2 separate regions of the Homo sapiens genome follow, and region 1 is linked to region 2. The links are chromatin loops, found by intact Hi-C in ENCODE. Cell type or tissue: psoas muscle. All regions are shown on one strand. Links, peaks and the distances in the headings refer to the core of each region. The heading gives the core; the rest is flanking DNA.

Evidence for each region. Hi-C counts contacts between places; a loop is a spot of excess contacts. Peaks named below come from ENCODE experiments on the same cell type or tissue, not always from the same donor. Only the 100,000 strongest peaks of a DNase experiment are listed, where the experiment ranks them.
Region 1: a loop joins it to region 2, with 3 times the contacts of the local background. A loop is called at or near these places in 67 of 110 quality-filtered maps.

Annotation. Positions count from the first base shown.
Region 1 is chr1:44,312,123-44,325,520 of GRCh38, reverse strand. ERI3 (ERI1 exoribonuclease family member 3) reads left to right here. Exons shown (of 9, transcript NM_024066.3): 4 at 5,777-5,893; 5 at 12,293-12,352. Among named protein-coding and RNA genes, the nearest start is that of ERI3, 36 kb to the left of the region's middle. RefSeq lists an enhancer at 10,697-10,866. In psoas muscle, for the core only: a CTCF peak has its summit at 7,079 (motif pointing right); no DNase peak of the experiment used is centred there.
Region 2 is chr1:44,216,604-44,219,103 of GRCh38, reverse strand. DMAP1 (DNA methyltransferase 1 associated protein 1) reads right to left here. Exons shown (of 10, transcript NM_019100.5): 4 at 635-793; 5 at 349-516; 6 at 1-48. Among named protein-coding and RNA genes, the nearest start is that of DMAP1, 4.4 kb to the right of the region's middle. In psoas muscle, for the core only: a CTCF peak has its summit at 1,195 (motif pointing left); a DNase peak (open chromatin) is centred at 1,213.

The DNA of each region.
Region 1 (13,398 bases), core at 5,847-8,346, 100 kb before region 2:
ACCCCGAAAGCAACTTACACATTTATTTCTTGTAATCTACTGATCGTGGGTGTGAAATTTCATTTGAAATGCTGTTGCAGTTGTGTCCTCAGTTTATCAAGGAAATCATTGGGGGTTCCTAGCTGAGCAATTAGAGAGCAGCCAGGGGCCGGGCGTGGTGGCTCAAGCCTGTAATCCCAGCACTTTGGGAGACCGAGGCGTGCGGATCTTGAGGTCAGGAGTTTGAGACCAGCCTGGCCAATATGGTGAAACCCTGTCTCTACTAAAAATACAAAAATAGCCGGGTGTGGTCACGGGTGCCTGTAATCCCAGCTACTTGGGAGGCTGAGGCAGGAGAATTGCTTGAACCCGGGAGGCGGAGGTTACATTGAGCCGGAGATTGTGCCATTGCACTCCAGCCTGAGTGACAGAGTGAGACTCCGACTCAAAAAAAAAAAAAAAAAAAGCTGTGTTTAAAATCTCTGCTCCAACCCATTTTACAAGGTAGATGAATGCTTGTTTGGTGCTTCATTTTTATTTCTGTCTTCTCTCTCCTCAACAAAAGATCTACAGGGACAATATTGAGGGAGACAGTAGGTACAATAGGTTTGGAACCTTGGATATTTGAAAAATCCCAATTCTGAGGCTTTTGTTCTTAGCTGTTAAGTTATGGCCAGTTTTCATCCACCGTTGGCAGACAGCCCAGTGCTGTAGGTAGTTTGTGAATGGTGTTTCAGTGTTAGCATTGAAAGTCCATGTTGGCCGGGCGCGGTGGCTCACGCCTGTAATCCCAACACTTTGGGAGGCTGAAGCGGGTGGATCACGAGGTCAGGAGATTGAGACCATCCTGGCTAACACGGTGAAACTCTGTCTCTACTAAATGCACAAAAAAATTAGCCGGATGTGGTGGCGGGCTCCTGTAGTCCCAGCTACTCGGGAGGCTGAGGCAGGAGAATGGCGTGAACCCGGGAGGCAGAGCTTGCAGTGAGCCAAGATCTCGCCACTGCAACCCAGCCTGGGCGACAGAGCGAGACTCCGTCTCAAAAAAAAAAAAAAAAAAAAAAAGAGTCTATGTTGCAGGAAACCCTTGGTCCTGATCAACCAAACAGTTGATTACCCTAGGTAAGACTGGGATTTGGTGGTTTATAGTAGTTCAGGGAGGAAACCACTCAGAGATGAGAGTAGATCTAGTAGAAAGTGCTTTGAACTGTGAAATATCTGAGTTTGAATCCTGGCTGTACCACTGACCATCTTTGACATCTTAGGCAGATCATTTCCCCTCTCTGATTCTGCGGAGAGTTTTGTGTCTTCTGGTACAGCTAGGCCTTTGGCTTGTCTCCTCCACTTAGCAGCCCTTTCATGTGATTACACAACAAAAGTTGAGAGAGTGAAGCCTGTGTGCCAGCATAGGAATTAGGTGCTGGAGATCACACTGAAGGCACATGGTTCCTGCCTTCCCTGATGCCATCTGTGCCATCTGTGTTACTGCAGCCATGGTGGAGTCTTTTCAGTAGCAAACTCTAGAACTTTTCTGCCTGGAGAGTCCACATTCATTGCTCTTAAAATTTGAGAGCAGCCTCTCTTTCTAGATGGTAGACTTGAGTTCTCTACAGGATAGCCTTTTAGACTAAGAGAACCAGATCTTTCTTGACCCTTCATATTTTGAAAGCTGCTAGTCCTACTCTTAAGTCTCATTCTCATTTTCCCATTTTGGAGTTCCAGCTCTGTCCCTCACAAGCAGTGTAAGTGTCAGCAAGTGAGTTAACATCTTTGGGCCTTAGTTTATTTGTGAAATAGGGATGACTATGATTCCCACCTCATGAGTTAGGAGGATTAAATGAGATCATTCCTATTAGCACAGTATCTGCCACGTAGTAAACAATAAATGGAATAAAACGATTGCATTTTCCACATGTCTTGGAGAGCACTGGAGGCCAGCTCCTCTTCACCCTTTGCCCAGACTTGAGCATCTCAGAGAGAGGAGCCACCTTTCATTGTATTCATCTCTGTGTCTACAGCCAGCCCCTGCCTGGTGAATAGTAGATGCTTAATAGTATTGATTTATGACCTGAAGATGGTGATGGTGATGATGATGTAACCTGTCTGCCAGGATTAAGGAGGGTAAAATAAGAAAATGTATGTGAAACTACACTTTTGTGAATGGAAAAACAACACTGTGTACGTCCCTCCACTAAGGTATTTATCACAGTGTACTGTTCTTTGTTTGCCTATCTTTTCCACTCATAGTCCATGTGCTTCTCCAAAGTGGAGACTACATCTTATCTCTAGTCCTGCTCCAGCCCCTGTCTGATAGCCTACACAAAGTAGGCACTCAGGTAGTTTAATTGAATGCAAATGGCATACAAAGGCAAAGAATTGTAAAGCTATTATTAGGATAGGGAAAGAGGGCTGGTAAATACGACTGGTCCTTCCTTCCTTCCTGGTGCTACTTTTACACAAAACTGTTTCTGAAATAAACCTCTTCCTAGGGGAATGATGAAATTGGCTGAGAGAAAAGGTCAGGGTCAGGAATAACAGTTTCATTATCTGAGCAACTGGACATAGAGGCTGGCACTTGGGCACATTGTCACAAATCTTTGTGTTGGGATTAATGCCACTAACCTGTAGTGTTGGGGTTCCATCTCTGATCATTATCAGCTAAAAATCTTCAAAATGTTTGTCATGCTTCAGGTGCCCTGGCTGCAGAGTTGTGCCAACTTGGTGCAGATTGGGGCACCTCTCCCACTACTGGGCTGTTTGGGCCAGTATTTTGAGGTTCTGGGAAGTATGGAAGTACTGGCTGGGCAATATGGGATGGTAAGAAGTACCTCAGTGAGGTCCTTGCTGCTCTAATTTCTCAGAGAGTCTTTTCTCAGAAGCTTCTCTTTTGCATCCTCAGTAGCTCAAGTGAATATGCCAGTGTGTAGGCTCATTGTTAATAACAGCTCCTCATGTTGTGGAGGAAGGGCCCCTGCAAAGTCACGTTTTGAGACTGGTGCTTGAAACCACCTCTTCTTGGTCTTGGGGAGAAGGCTTGGCTGATGAGCTAGCATTATCAGAGATATGTTTATAATAGGCCCAATTTGATGTGTCCTGAGCCTTGGGTGTAGGCACCCTGGGAATTTCAGGGGCCTACCCCCCTCCTTTTTTTTTTTTTTGCGTGGATCCGAGTCTGGCTTGTTCTTCCTCTCTGGGAGCATGGCACTGAGTTTCAGCACGTAGTTGGCCCCATTTCCCTATGGGTGAGGAAGCTAACATCAGGAAAGTTTGAATATTGAGCTACAGTATTTGCTGTTATTTGCTGCAATGCGGAAACCCAAAGGCCAAGTTTCCAGAGAGTCTGCTGGGGATGTTGACTTGGTGCTGGTCAGAGTGGAAGCTGAAGCACATACTATTTTATAATAAATACTAATGAAATCCTAGATCTATAATAGCATTTCGGATATCTAAAACAAACCATGTGCTTGTAAAAAAGTGGAAAGAGATCAACTTTAAGCCATAAATTCTTGGTAATAGAGGGTTTTTTTCTATTAATGTTTGATAGATATTTTTATTTCCAGAGGAATGTCAACTCCTAATTTCATAATGTATCATGGGCTTAAGAAAATTGAATTTAATAAAAAGCCAAAGATGAATGGCATCCTTAAAGGTCCCAACACTTGTCTTTATTAGCAGGACAAACTGTAGGTCTCCAAACACTGCTGCTCTCCAAATGAAAGTTTAAATGAAAAGTACAGTTGTGTCACAGGTTAAATTTCATTGTGGGCCCAGCTAACATTGTTAGTGAGGAGCTGGCTGTATTTGTTTCCTTAGACACCAGGGCAGCCATACTCACCAGGCTATAGAGCTCTTTCTGTTGAGGAAGTGTTTCTTCTACTTAGGGGAAGAGGAAGGACACATCGGAAAAATCAGGAGTCAGATGAGCCTGATTCATGGGCAACACCTCAGAGTTGGCTCTTGGAATCCTGGATACCTGATTTTGCAGGGGGACCAATGTGTATTTTTTTGGTGTGTGTTCGATTTTGTTATTCAGTTCCAAACCCCCATTTACTCTGTATGTAATGCTTCTTGGGGAACAGAAGGTCCAGGGAATTGGGAAATGAGTGTCCCCCTCTCTTCACCTTGGAAGGAGAGGTATTACCTGGTCTAAGCAGCAGTCTGGGCCTCCCTTCTCTCCCCTCTGCCTCAGCCTTGCAGCCATTTTGCCCTTTCTATCTCTGGGAATAAGCTCCTGTCAGCTTCCTCATCTTTGGAGATCAGCCCACGGAGACAAGGCAACCACAATCTTTGAATCTCTCTGGCATGAAGTCTGACTGACTTGATTTGGTTTTCGGTCCTGATGTGTTGGATTGAAATAGATGCTTTAAAAACAAGCCCAATATTAGTGGGTATGTTTTGCCGGGAGGATACCTGGCTTTCCTGGGACATCAAGGAGATTGACCATTTCTCCTTGTGTTTTCCCACCCATCAATTTCCTAAGTGCAGTCAGGTGTCATCCGTTTCGTGTTGCTTCTCCAGGCTGTCTCTGGAGAGAACCACTTTACCTTGATTTTAATGATACTGGAAAGGTCTTCTCCAGAATGAAGGACCTGGGGAAGGGGTGCTGCTGGAGCTGACTATTAGGGTCACTGAATAGGCAGAGCCCCCTTCCTTTCTCTCTGCAGTGGAGGCCCTTTCCACATGCTAATTTTACTCAGAGAATTTTGCTTTTATTTATTTTTTTTATTATTTCCTATTTGTCTCTTCCAGATGTTTTCAGGGCAGTTTTTTTTTGTGTTGTAAACTAATTCCATTCATGTTTTAAAAATTTATGAAAGCGCTAATAAAAATGTCAAAGTGGTAAAAATGTTAGCTTTTCCTCTGCTTTGATTAAATTTTGCAAACTGTTTTTGAATATTAAAAAGCAATAATTTTTTTTATTCTCTCTCCTCGCTTTCCCTCTTCTCTCTGGTACGCACGTGCTCTCTTCTGCCCTCTCCCCACTCTGGTGCGTTCCTCCCTTCCCAGGAGCGATGTATGAGGCGTGCTGCACAGCCAGCGTTCTGCAAGCCTGTTTGCACACCAGGACCTTGGTGCTGTGCATCTCTATTAAATAGCGGAGACAAATTAATCTTAGAGACACCAAACAAATTGTCACTCCTTGTCCTTCTCTTCCATTATGTTTCAGTGGACTGGGAAAGGCTAGCTAAGCGATTGGGCTGGCGTTGTAGAGGTAGTGTGTGCTGCCTGAAAGGTGGGAGGCGCTAGCTCCTATTACTGTTACTCTTTTCTCCTTCTCTTTGGGATCCCCTTTGGCTTTATTTTTTATCTTTTTTTGAAAAATAAGAACTAATGAAGAAACTTACCAGCTTGGTTCAAACTTCATACAAGGAAATCTATGCATTGGTCTGATGGCTGGTTGTCTATATGGCAGGAGATCAGACCCATTTCAGGACAGGGACCTGGGCAAGAGAAAGAAGGGCGTATTCTTAGGGGCTCAAGTTAGCAAGCCTCTGCTAGAGAACCAGTTGGAGAAACTGGGGCAGATGATACCACTGTCTTCCTTCCCATTTCCAGAAACAATGGGGATGAGGGCTGTGTTCAGTCCCTGGAACCTATGAGGATATTAGCAGTGGGAAGGTTAGGATTGTAACTGCTGGTGCCGTCTCACTCAATCTTGGGTTTGGCCTGGCAGGAGCTAATGAACCCAAAACACTAATGAATCCAAAACACTCATTCTTTGTTGACTTGGAGCTACTGTTGGAAATGGTTGATTACAATAACTTATTTTTCCTTTTCTGTATCTTTGGCACTCCAGGAAATCATCGAGTTCCCCATCCTAAAGCTAAATGGCCGGACCATGGAGATTGAGTCTACCTTTCACATGTATGTCCAGCCTGTAGTCCATCCACAGCTTACCCCATTCTGTACAGAGGTAAGGGCCCTGGAAGTGGGCAGCAGGGGCTGCTGGGAGGGGAATTTTGGAATCCTTGGTGCTCTATATAGGCCACTTAGAGAAAGCATAGGGCTTATCAATCCTTAAGGCAAGTGCACACTAGACCTAGCAGTTAGGTTTTATGAAGTCTGCCACTCCACTCAGGTCACTGTTGTTACTGGGGACCCAGGGAGAGCAGTGGCTTAGTCTACCCCTGCTTCCCCAGCATCCCTTCCTGGTGACCGGCACTTGGAGACCAGGAGCAGAATGGCATTTCTGGGGTTCAAGTTCTTTCCAGTTCAGTTTTCCTTAGGGCCCCTTGGCAAGAGGTAAAGATTTCAGCCACTTGGAAGGCAGGGTTATGTTCAGGCCTTCTTAGCTTTCTGGCATTGTTACTCTGTCCTCCTGTAAAGTGGTCCTGTGTGAAGCGTAGGTTGAGTTTGTCGAAGGTACATTCTGTCACCGAGGGAAGAGAAGAGTGGTCTCAGTGAAGCATGAGACCTGGCTGGCCAAGGCTGAAATCTGCTTATCCTAGGTGGGTACTGTACTTGGCCTCCTTGTCAGCAGGTTAGTATTGGTTGCATTTTACAGATTGTGAAACTGGGCCTAACTGAGATTTTAATGATTGCTGGAGGCTCAAAAGAGCCATTGGCAGAGGGGAGGAGCCCCTGCAAGTTCTAACTCCCAGAACTGTGTGAAGTCTTCTGTGGCTACTTTTCCCTGTGACATGTCATGTAATGCACTCAGTGGTGGCCAACAGGCTGTGGTGCAATCAGGGGTTAAGAATGTGTGGTAGCAGGGGTGATGAGAATCTTTTAAGAGTCTGGGGCTGAGGTACATTAGAGACTTTGTGCCTTCATTTAGAGACCTATCTTCTACATGTGAATGAAATAGGTGAAAAAGGGTTCTTGAGTTATCCCAAACAGTCTCCTTGGTAAGAAGGCTGGGGATGAGCCTGTTTGACCCTGGTGGGCCCTGAGGCTGACTTAGCCCAGACAGGAGGTCTCGAGGTTGCTCCTGAATTCGATGCCAGTGTTTGCCAGCTGACCCAGGTGGGGCTTTTGTTGCAGGCATCCATCTGCCAAGGCGCCTAGCCTCTTAAGCCTTTTGTTATTCCAACTAATGATGTTGGGTTCTGGTTTTCGCCTTCCTCTGCCGGGGTTTCCCCTTTCCCCTGGGATTTACCTATACCACCAGGGGGCGCTAATCTGACTTTTCTGCCCTTTTTGAAAAATCACCATTTTAATGATGATGAAAATTCCCTTGCTTATGCGAAGGGAAGGAAAGACTTTCTTTAAGCCAGCCAGTTACCTGAGCCCTCCACTGGCCTTGAAAGGCTAATGTCCTCTTGTCCTTACGTAGACAGGCAGGCCCAAATTTTAGTAAGTTTGCTACCTGTTTAGGAATGTAACAGTATTCTGCTGGAGCTGGACCCTGGGCAGGAGTGGATGCTTGAGAGTATCGGAAGAAGAGGGACTTCTTTTAGAGTAAGGCTGCTGCTGCTACTTTTTGTGGGAATGGGAGGAGGGATTGTGAGACTATGATGAACAGTTTCTTCTCTCTAGAAAGCTTCACCCAAGGATGCACATACATAATTTGGAGGGGAGTAGGAGTGGTAGTTGGGATCTTTATTATGAAGGCTGTTCTAAAAGTGAAAATGTGGTTGTTCTGTAGGCACCGGGTCTGCCATTTTGTCTCAGGTTTCCAGAGCTCAAAACTCGCCATGATCTTGTCCATCCTTTTTTGGCCAGCCTCATATCTCTCTGCTTCATCTCCCACCTAGCTCCCCTCACCCAGAGGTTGCCCTCTTACAGTCTGTCTTTTCACATGATGGTCCTCCTGCCTGCACAGAGTTCCCACTCTCCCCGCCAACTCCTGCTTGACCTCCAGGACTCTGCTTAGGGTCACTTTCCCTGATCCCCAGATTGAGTTGTGCTTATTCCAACATAGAACTGATCAGATACTTTATACTATAATTATTTATCTGTCTTTTCACTAGACTATAAGTTCTTTGAGGGAAGAAACTAGACCTGATCCATCTCCATCCCATCATTAGGGTCTGCTACCAAGTAAACACTTGATACGTGTCCCTTAAATGAATGAATATTGTCAAGGAGTTATTTTCTGTCTCTCCCAAAAACAACTGTACTGCTGACTTGTTATTTTGAGTAAGTAAGTAAAGTCTTGTTTGGAAAACCTCAGATCATATATATTTTGCCCTGTCTCCATACCAGATGGAATTGTATCTCCGAGAGGCATAGACACAGGATGGGGGCTGTCATTCTGAAACCTCATCCAACCTGGCAGTTGGTGCCTTTTGCGGGTGGGGATGGAGGTCATTCCAACCAGAGAAAATCTCTCATTAGTAAGTGTGAGGAACAGTCCCAAACCTCCAGATTATACTTAAGTAGTTCCTCTGGCAGGATTTTCTCTCTTGTGCACAAGAAGTTCTTAACCCCAGTGTGTGTGTGTGTGTGTGTGTGCACGCACATGCGTATGACATGTGCACACACATGGGCACATGCTTGGGGAGAGAAGCAGGCTCAGTGCTGGACAGTAGGAAGAAGGATTCCAGTTTGAACAAGTCTCTAGCACACACAGAGAGACTCCTACTTTTACTGCTTCATATTAGGAATGTGTTAGTACCCTTCTTGAGGTCCCTTCTTAGTTTCAGTTGAGAGTCGGCCTGGAGACGTGGTTCTGACAGAGATAGGATGGGATGTGTTTCATTCCTTCCCGAGCCCTTTCCCTTTGACCTCTAGAATCTGCTCCAGTTCATCAAGTCTCTATCTCTAGCAGCTGGGCTGCTGCACAGTCCCTAACCATGTCTTCTTTTTGTTGTTGTTATCATGAAAAAAAAACTAGAGAAATACTCATTTTGCTAAGTGCCAGTAAAGGGCTTTGTCTTGCACCTGTACTTATAAAGGGTGAGATTTATTGGTCTCTTTGTCTGAAGAGAAAGAGTGGGTCTGATTATCAGATTGCACACCAGAGACAAGTGCTTATGTAATCAACAAACTGTCTTGGTGTCAGAATACGATTGTGTTGGAGATAAACTGTGAAAGGAGAAAGCACTGGATGCTGACATGCTATTGGCACTGAGTTTCCTGGGCTGCTTCCTGTAGTTGCTAGTGTTCTTGATGAAGCCAGCTCATTCCTGGACAAAGCCCTTGTGAGGGTAGGGGATCTCAGTAACCAGCCATGTTATCAGTCAGGGTCAAAAGCCCCTTGCCTTGTGGTTTCTGAGTCTGGAGAAGTGGGAGTTAATCTGTAATCCCTCATTGAAAGGAGCCACAGAGCACACATTAATTCTTCCTCTCACCTCTCCTGCTTTAAGTGGCTAAGGTCTCTGAGCTCTGTTTAGCCTGTGAGCCCTGGTTCTCAGCTTAGTAATACTTGGCTTTGCTCTAGTACCTTTCATTGTAAGGAGTGAAAGCTTTTTACAAACATGTATTAACCCAAGTGGGACTGGGCTTAAACTGTAACATGAAGGATTTAAGTTAGGCCTAAGATAGAACTTCCCAGTATTAATTTGATAAAATTGTCTCGTTCCCTCATAGCATCCTGTATAAACCTTACACGTGTCTTATAGGTCATTAGTATCAGGTAGAGGAACTAATTTTTACTTAAAAAAAAAAAAAAAAGATGGGGTCTCTCTATGTTGCATAAGCTGGTCTCAAATTCTTGGGCTCAAGCAGTCCTCCTGCCTTAGCCTCCCAAAGGGCTGGGATTGCAGGCTGAGCCACCATGCCCAGCCCAGAACTAACTTTAATTTCATCCCTTCTTTGTCCAGTGCCTTGGCAGAGCTGAAAAGGGGTGGTCCATCCTTGGAGGGATTAATACAGGAGCCTGAGGCCTTCCCTGAGAAGGCTTTGTCTAGCTGAGCCAACTGCTCAAGCCCCTGTGTCTCTGGGGGCTAAATGCAAATCCTTGAGGAGCTCAGCTGTGAGCCATGCTTTACTGAGCCACAAATGAAAATGGCTGTTGTCTGGGAAGCATGGTGAGAGAAGGAGCTGACCTCACTAGGCTCCTCCCAGGCTGATGATTCTAGGATCACTGAGCACTGGAGTGGAGTTTGTGAAAGCCCCAGGATGCTGGAGCTCCATTTCCCCAGCTCCAGGTGGGAGAGTTGGGTTTAGTCTGCAGTGAGGCATCCTGCAGCAGAACACCAGAGCAGCACCCTGGTTTTCCATTTTGGTGTAGTGATTTTCTTGCCCCACATCAGTGATTTTCCTGGGGCCCAGGGCAGGGGCTTATGGGGTACACACAGGTGCTGACCTAAGCCTTATCTCCAGGGAGGGAGGGCTCTTGGCAAGGGTGCATTGCTTTCCTGTGTGAGTGAGACTTTCTTTAAGCCCTTGGCATTCAGCTCATTTGAGAGACCCTTGGTGGGAGCCAAGAGAAGGAGTGGACCTAACCTTGCCGCCTGAAACTCAGACCAGACACAAGACTAACATTTGGACCCTGGAGCTTCCTAAGAAGTGAGAGTGGCTGTGGTCCGCCTTTTCCAGGATGGTCCTGATGTTGAGCCTCAGCTCCAGGCCTGAAGATGTGTCTAAGCCCTAGGCTTAACAGGAGAGAAGCTGGACCAGAATGGGCAGCGGTGGGCCTGTGGGTGTCTGTCACTAATCTGGGGTTGGTAATAAGCCTCCTCCTGACTCTCTTTGGCCCCTTCATGCCTGAGGCAAAACAGGGCAACTGCCTGCTCGGTTTGCGGCTCTGGAAGATGTAGAGGCTCTCGGTACTAGTTGGGGCTGGGTGTAGGAGGGGGCTGCTGAGAACATGTATTCCATGAGGGCAGAGTTTTTACATTTTTCTTCACTGCCGGATCTCTAGTTCCTGTAATGCGGCCCAGCCCGTAGTAGGCTTTCTATGAATAGTTGTTGACTAAATAAAAGGAGGAGTCCTTTGTACTCCAAGATTATTGAAGCTGCTGACTGAGGGCACTTCCCCACTCCCAGCCCCCCAGCCCTTAGCGGACCATCTTTTCTTCTCTTTGACTCAGGCCCTCCCTCTACTGGGCAGTTCTTTGGTCTTCCAGGCAAGGAAAGGGTGTGGAGGTGCCAGCCGGGTGGGCATGCTGTGGGTTAAAGCTTTGCAAAACAACAGTGTAGTTAATCTTTCTAATTTATTTTCCTTTTAGACCATGGGAAGTCTGTAGGCAGCAGCTGTTACCCAATTAAAATACAGATTAATATAAAAACAGTTTCTGGAATATAAAATAGAGTGGCTGTGTCCTTACACTTCCTTAAAATACCACCTAATAATGACTTGATGAACTACAGAAACCCACCTAGAGGAGCTCAGCGTTTTTAAAATGAAAATTTCTCCCTAAAAGGTGTATATTACCATTCCATGTAAGTCACCATGAGAAAATAACCTTCCCTTTTAGAGCCAGCAATTTCTGTGAGTTGGGTATTTGGTATTCATTAAGTGTAATTATAGTTTAATTGGAGTTTAATCTCCCCCCCCCCAACACACTTTAAAAAAAAGAAGTTTCCAAGCAAGTCTGAGATACTGCTCTTTCTGGAAGTAGCCAGGGACATGCTGGGGGTGGTGATTTCCAGTTGGTGTCCAGGACATGGGGGCCTCATGCCCTCAGATCCTTGTAGGCAATCTATCCCCAGTCTTTTTTTTTTTTTACTTTAAACCAAACCAAAACAAAGCAAAACAACAAGCTTGTTTGAACCCAGGCCTGACCTAGGTGGAGCATAGGCCTGAGTCAGAAATTCTCTAGGTCATAGTCTGAACATTAGGCCTTTTTGTCTTAGTTTCCCCATTGGTTAAAGATGACTCTGTCTCTTGCTTGGCTAGTTCATATTGATGGCCCACGTATGCAGGGTGAAGGATAGGAGCCTGTGGGACTTCATGGATGTTAGGGAAGGTGTTAGGGAGAGTGTGGGAGGGGGCAGTGCTGGATATCAAGGCTCAGAGAAGGGGTGGACTTGAAACCAAGTGTGCCTCTCCTGTATGAGCACTCCCCAAGTTTTACGGGAACTTCTGTGAAGCTAGGAGCTGAATTTACTTGAGACTGTAATTGTGGGAAGTTATTGAGCCTATTGAATACAAAAGACATGTAACATCAATTTGTTTGCAAACTGAAAGCTGAAACAGGTGTGAGAACATGCCTTGTGGAAACAGGTGTGAGAACACGCCTTGTGGTCAGCATGTGTATGTGTACACCCATCTCAGGGCAGGATATTATGGGAGAAGCACACATTGTGTCCTGGGTCCTGGGACTTTATTCCCAAGTCTTCTAGGTGGGCTCTGAACCTAAAGCAGTGCCAGATCAGAGCCCTTTACAACAGAAGGAGAAAAACAGAAAGGAAGGGGTCCTGTTCAGCCTTGAGTCCCTTCACCCTGGTTTTCTACCCATCGGCTATTTCTCTTTCCTTTCAGCTCACCGGGATTATTCAAGCCATGGTGGATGGTCAGCCAAGCCTGCAGCAAGTGCTGGAGGTAGGTTGAGTGACCTTTAATTCCTGACCTCTGACCCCTTCCTGCTGCCTTTCTCTCCCTCCCCTCCTGAGAATGTAGCCGTGTAATTTGACTATGATTATGGCTTGATTAGAATAACATTTGCTGTCACATCAGTGACATGCTGTTGAGAGTATTGAACCATTGATCTGTCATCTCCAGCTGTTCCCGTCAGGGTTTCTGACAAGATGTCCCAGTGCTGCCAGGAGTCAGGCAGAGGGGCCCCCACCCCTTCCTGGCCTATGGCCCTATGCTGGCTGACTCTGGGGTAGCCTATGCTGGGTGGGCTGGGGAGTAGGGGAGCTGAGCTTGGTACTGTGGGACTAGCCCCAGGGACTGGAGGTGTTTTTGTTTAGCTTTAGTGTTGGCTTCTTGTGGCATGTGAGCACTTCATTAACTCACCCAGAACTCCGCATCGATGGCTTTTGTTTGCTGAGAGCTCCTCCAGGAGCTGTGGCTGGGCCCGCCTGCCCCACTGCAGCTTGCCGCTGGATGCATTGTGCCTGTCGGGTGCAGAGGCTGCACTGGGTAATGATTCCTAATCAGAATAATTACAACAATTGCCTATGTGAGGGAAATCAAATTAAAGACTTGAAAACCCTTGGCAGAGACCACACTTCTAGGATGTTCTCCTCGGGGAGCTAGAAAAGGTTAAGATGCTGTTTCTTGCGCTGTAGCCCGAGGGAATAAGGAAGGGCAGTGCTTGGTCTTAGCTTGTCTCCCACCCTCCTCTGGCCTGGAGGTTTTCACAGGGGGAGAAGGTCCCCCTCCCATGTCTTTCTCTATAGGGGGAGGGGAGAAGAGAAAAAGCCCGTGGATCTCATTAGGTGCTTTATTTATTTTTTAAGACCAATAAAGCCAAAGCTCAGACCTTATCAAGCATAGGAGAAAGCAGAGTATCTGCAGGAATAGCAGGGCACATCTGCACTGGAGGTGTGCAGCCTAGAGGAAGTAGCGTAGTGGCAGGGAGCAGGGCAAGATACCTTTTTTTTAGCCGAGAGATCCTGTCCCATGGAGGAGAGAGATGC
Region 2 (2,500 bases), core at 1-2,500:
GGCCTCAATCTTGCGCAGCTCCTGTAGCAGGTACTCCTCCTCTGCCACCTGGGAAAGTGAGGGATGCGAAGTGTGTGAGGGCACTTCTAGGAGTGAGGGTAGACACGGAGGTGACAGGGTGCTGGGCTGTCTGTGAGGGAATCTGAGAAGTAATGGATCATGAGGGAGGTGAAGGGCTATGAAAAGCAGGGGGGATGGCCCATGAGAAGTAGGAATGGGCTTGGGGCAGTTAATAAGGTATCAGTGGGAGGCAGGGGGACCTGGGAGTGGGAGTTGAGGGGATGGAGGATGGAGACAATGAGCAAGGGGTTTGGGGCATGGAGGACAGGTATGTGGCCTTGGGCTTACCTGCTCTGGGGTCCGGTTGTAGAGACGCTCAAGCTGTTCCTTCCGCCGTCGTTCGTGCCCAGCATCAAATACTGGTATCTTAAGGTCTGTGCCTGGCACAGCCCGCACGTTGGCAAGCTTAGCACAGATGTGGTAGTACCGCTCCTTCAGGTCTTCCACAGAACGCTTCTGAGGAGCAAGACAGGGTAGAGGAATGAACATTCAGGGGCATGTGGAAGAGATGGCATAAAAGTAGGGCCTGCTAGACCCAGAAGCTGGGCACCCATGCAAATACACAATGGCTCACCTTGAACTGCTGGTGGTCATACCGGTCATGGATAACAACAAAACGCAGGTCAAAGCGGCGGCTGAGGTCAAAGAGGTGGTCAGTTTCTGCCTTAGTCCAAGCATCATCGTGGAGATAAAGCTGGTACTCCTGCTCCGAGTACACAGGCACCTGCACAGTCTACTAGCACAGAGGGACACAGTAGGGGCATGCCCGCATGATGTCATGTCCAGCAGGCTCCAGGCCCCAGTGACCACAGCTGCTCCTGTTTGTTGCCAGACCCTGGGCCTGTGCCCCTGCAGCATGGAGTGAGGAAAGAACTTGTCTGCTTGACTAGAGGTCCTAGCAGGGTTTGGGACTGTAGCCTGCCTCTGATTTATTCCAGGATCAACTTCACTGTCTCCAGCTCCAGAGCCTCAGTCATGGGACACACACTCCTGCCCCCATAGTTAAGGTGAGGGGCCCACATGTAAGTGCTTCTGTGGAGTCCAAAGGTCAACTCTGGAGTAGGACAGATGGCTAATTACCTGGAGAAAGGCCCAGCAACCCCTAGTCCATACAACTCATCTGAAGCACTACTGCCACCCAGTGGGCACAGTGGGACTTGCCACTCCCCCAGAGTTTGCCAAGGTCAGGCATCTCTACAGAAGCTGGGCCTGAATCCTACTACCAACATACGCAGCCCTGCCAATGCCCCTTCCTCCCTTCTTCCACAGACCTCCCCCAGAGACAAATAGCACTACCACGAGCTGAGTCTGTCAGAGACCCAAGGAAGGAGTCAGTGCTAGACTACATCAGGGAAGTCTCTCTTCTCAGTTAAAGACCACAACCAGCTCCAAAACTGGTCGCCTTTTGGACATCTCCTACTGGAGGCCCCAAGGAACCTCAAACTTAGCTCAGTACTGAACTCATGGCCCTCTCTCAAACATTATCTTCTCCAGTCCAGATTTCAGTCAATATCACCATCACCCAACCCAGCTGCTCAAGCCAGAAACCTGGGAGGCATCTTAATTCCTATCTTTCCCCTTGACTCCTCCCCTTCACCAAATCTGTGGCTTTTACCTCCAAAATTTCTGTCTCCATTGCCACTTCTCCGTCGGCCTACCCACTGTCACATGCCTGGATCAGAGAAATAGCCTCGCTACTGATCTCTGCCCACATTCAATCCGCTTCCAATCAATTCTCCATCTGCAGCTAAGACGTGATCTCTTTGAACAGTGCTACTTAAAGGATAGTCTGCAAACCAGTGCTGTTTACACTTACCCCTGGTCTATGATGAGAATGGAAACTGAGAGTACACACTGAAAAACTTACGTAACAATTTTACAGCAATTGTATGCTGTTGAATCTAATATGAAGAAACATGGACTTGTATTTTGTCTTTATAATTTTATTATCTTTATCAGTCTCTGATGGTTTAGAAATAAAATAGAAAAATGTCCTTCACCACAGATGATTTGAGACACACTGTCCTAGTGTTCTAGAATATATATCTTATCATTACCCCCAACTATCCCTTATTAAACTCCTCAGAAGCTCTCCATCTAAGATAAAGCATCTTCTAGATAATTCACAAACTCCTGAAGAGCAAGGGTTGTCCAGTTCATCTCGCACCTTTAGGACTCAGCACACTGTATGTATCAGTGTCTACCAAATCAATTAATGAACATACAAATAAATGACCTGGCCTCCTCCTGCAGCCACTGTCCCTCATGAACCCTAAACTGCAGCCAAATGACTAGCAGTTTCTAGAACATAGCAGACTTCCCCCTTGACCTCTGCTCTTGCCTGAAATGCCTTCCACTTCCACATTCCTTCTACCTAGGTAACTTTCTCAACCTTTCGAGCTCTCAGGCATCATCTCCTCTGGGAAGTCTCTCTGGTTTC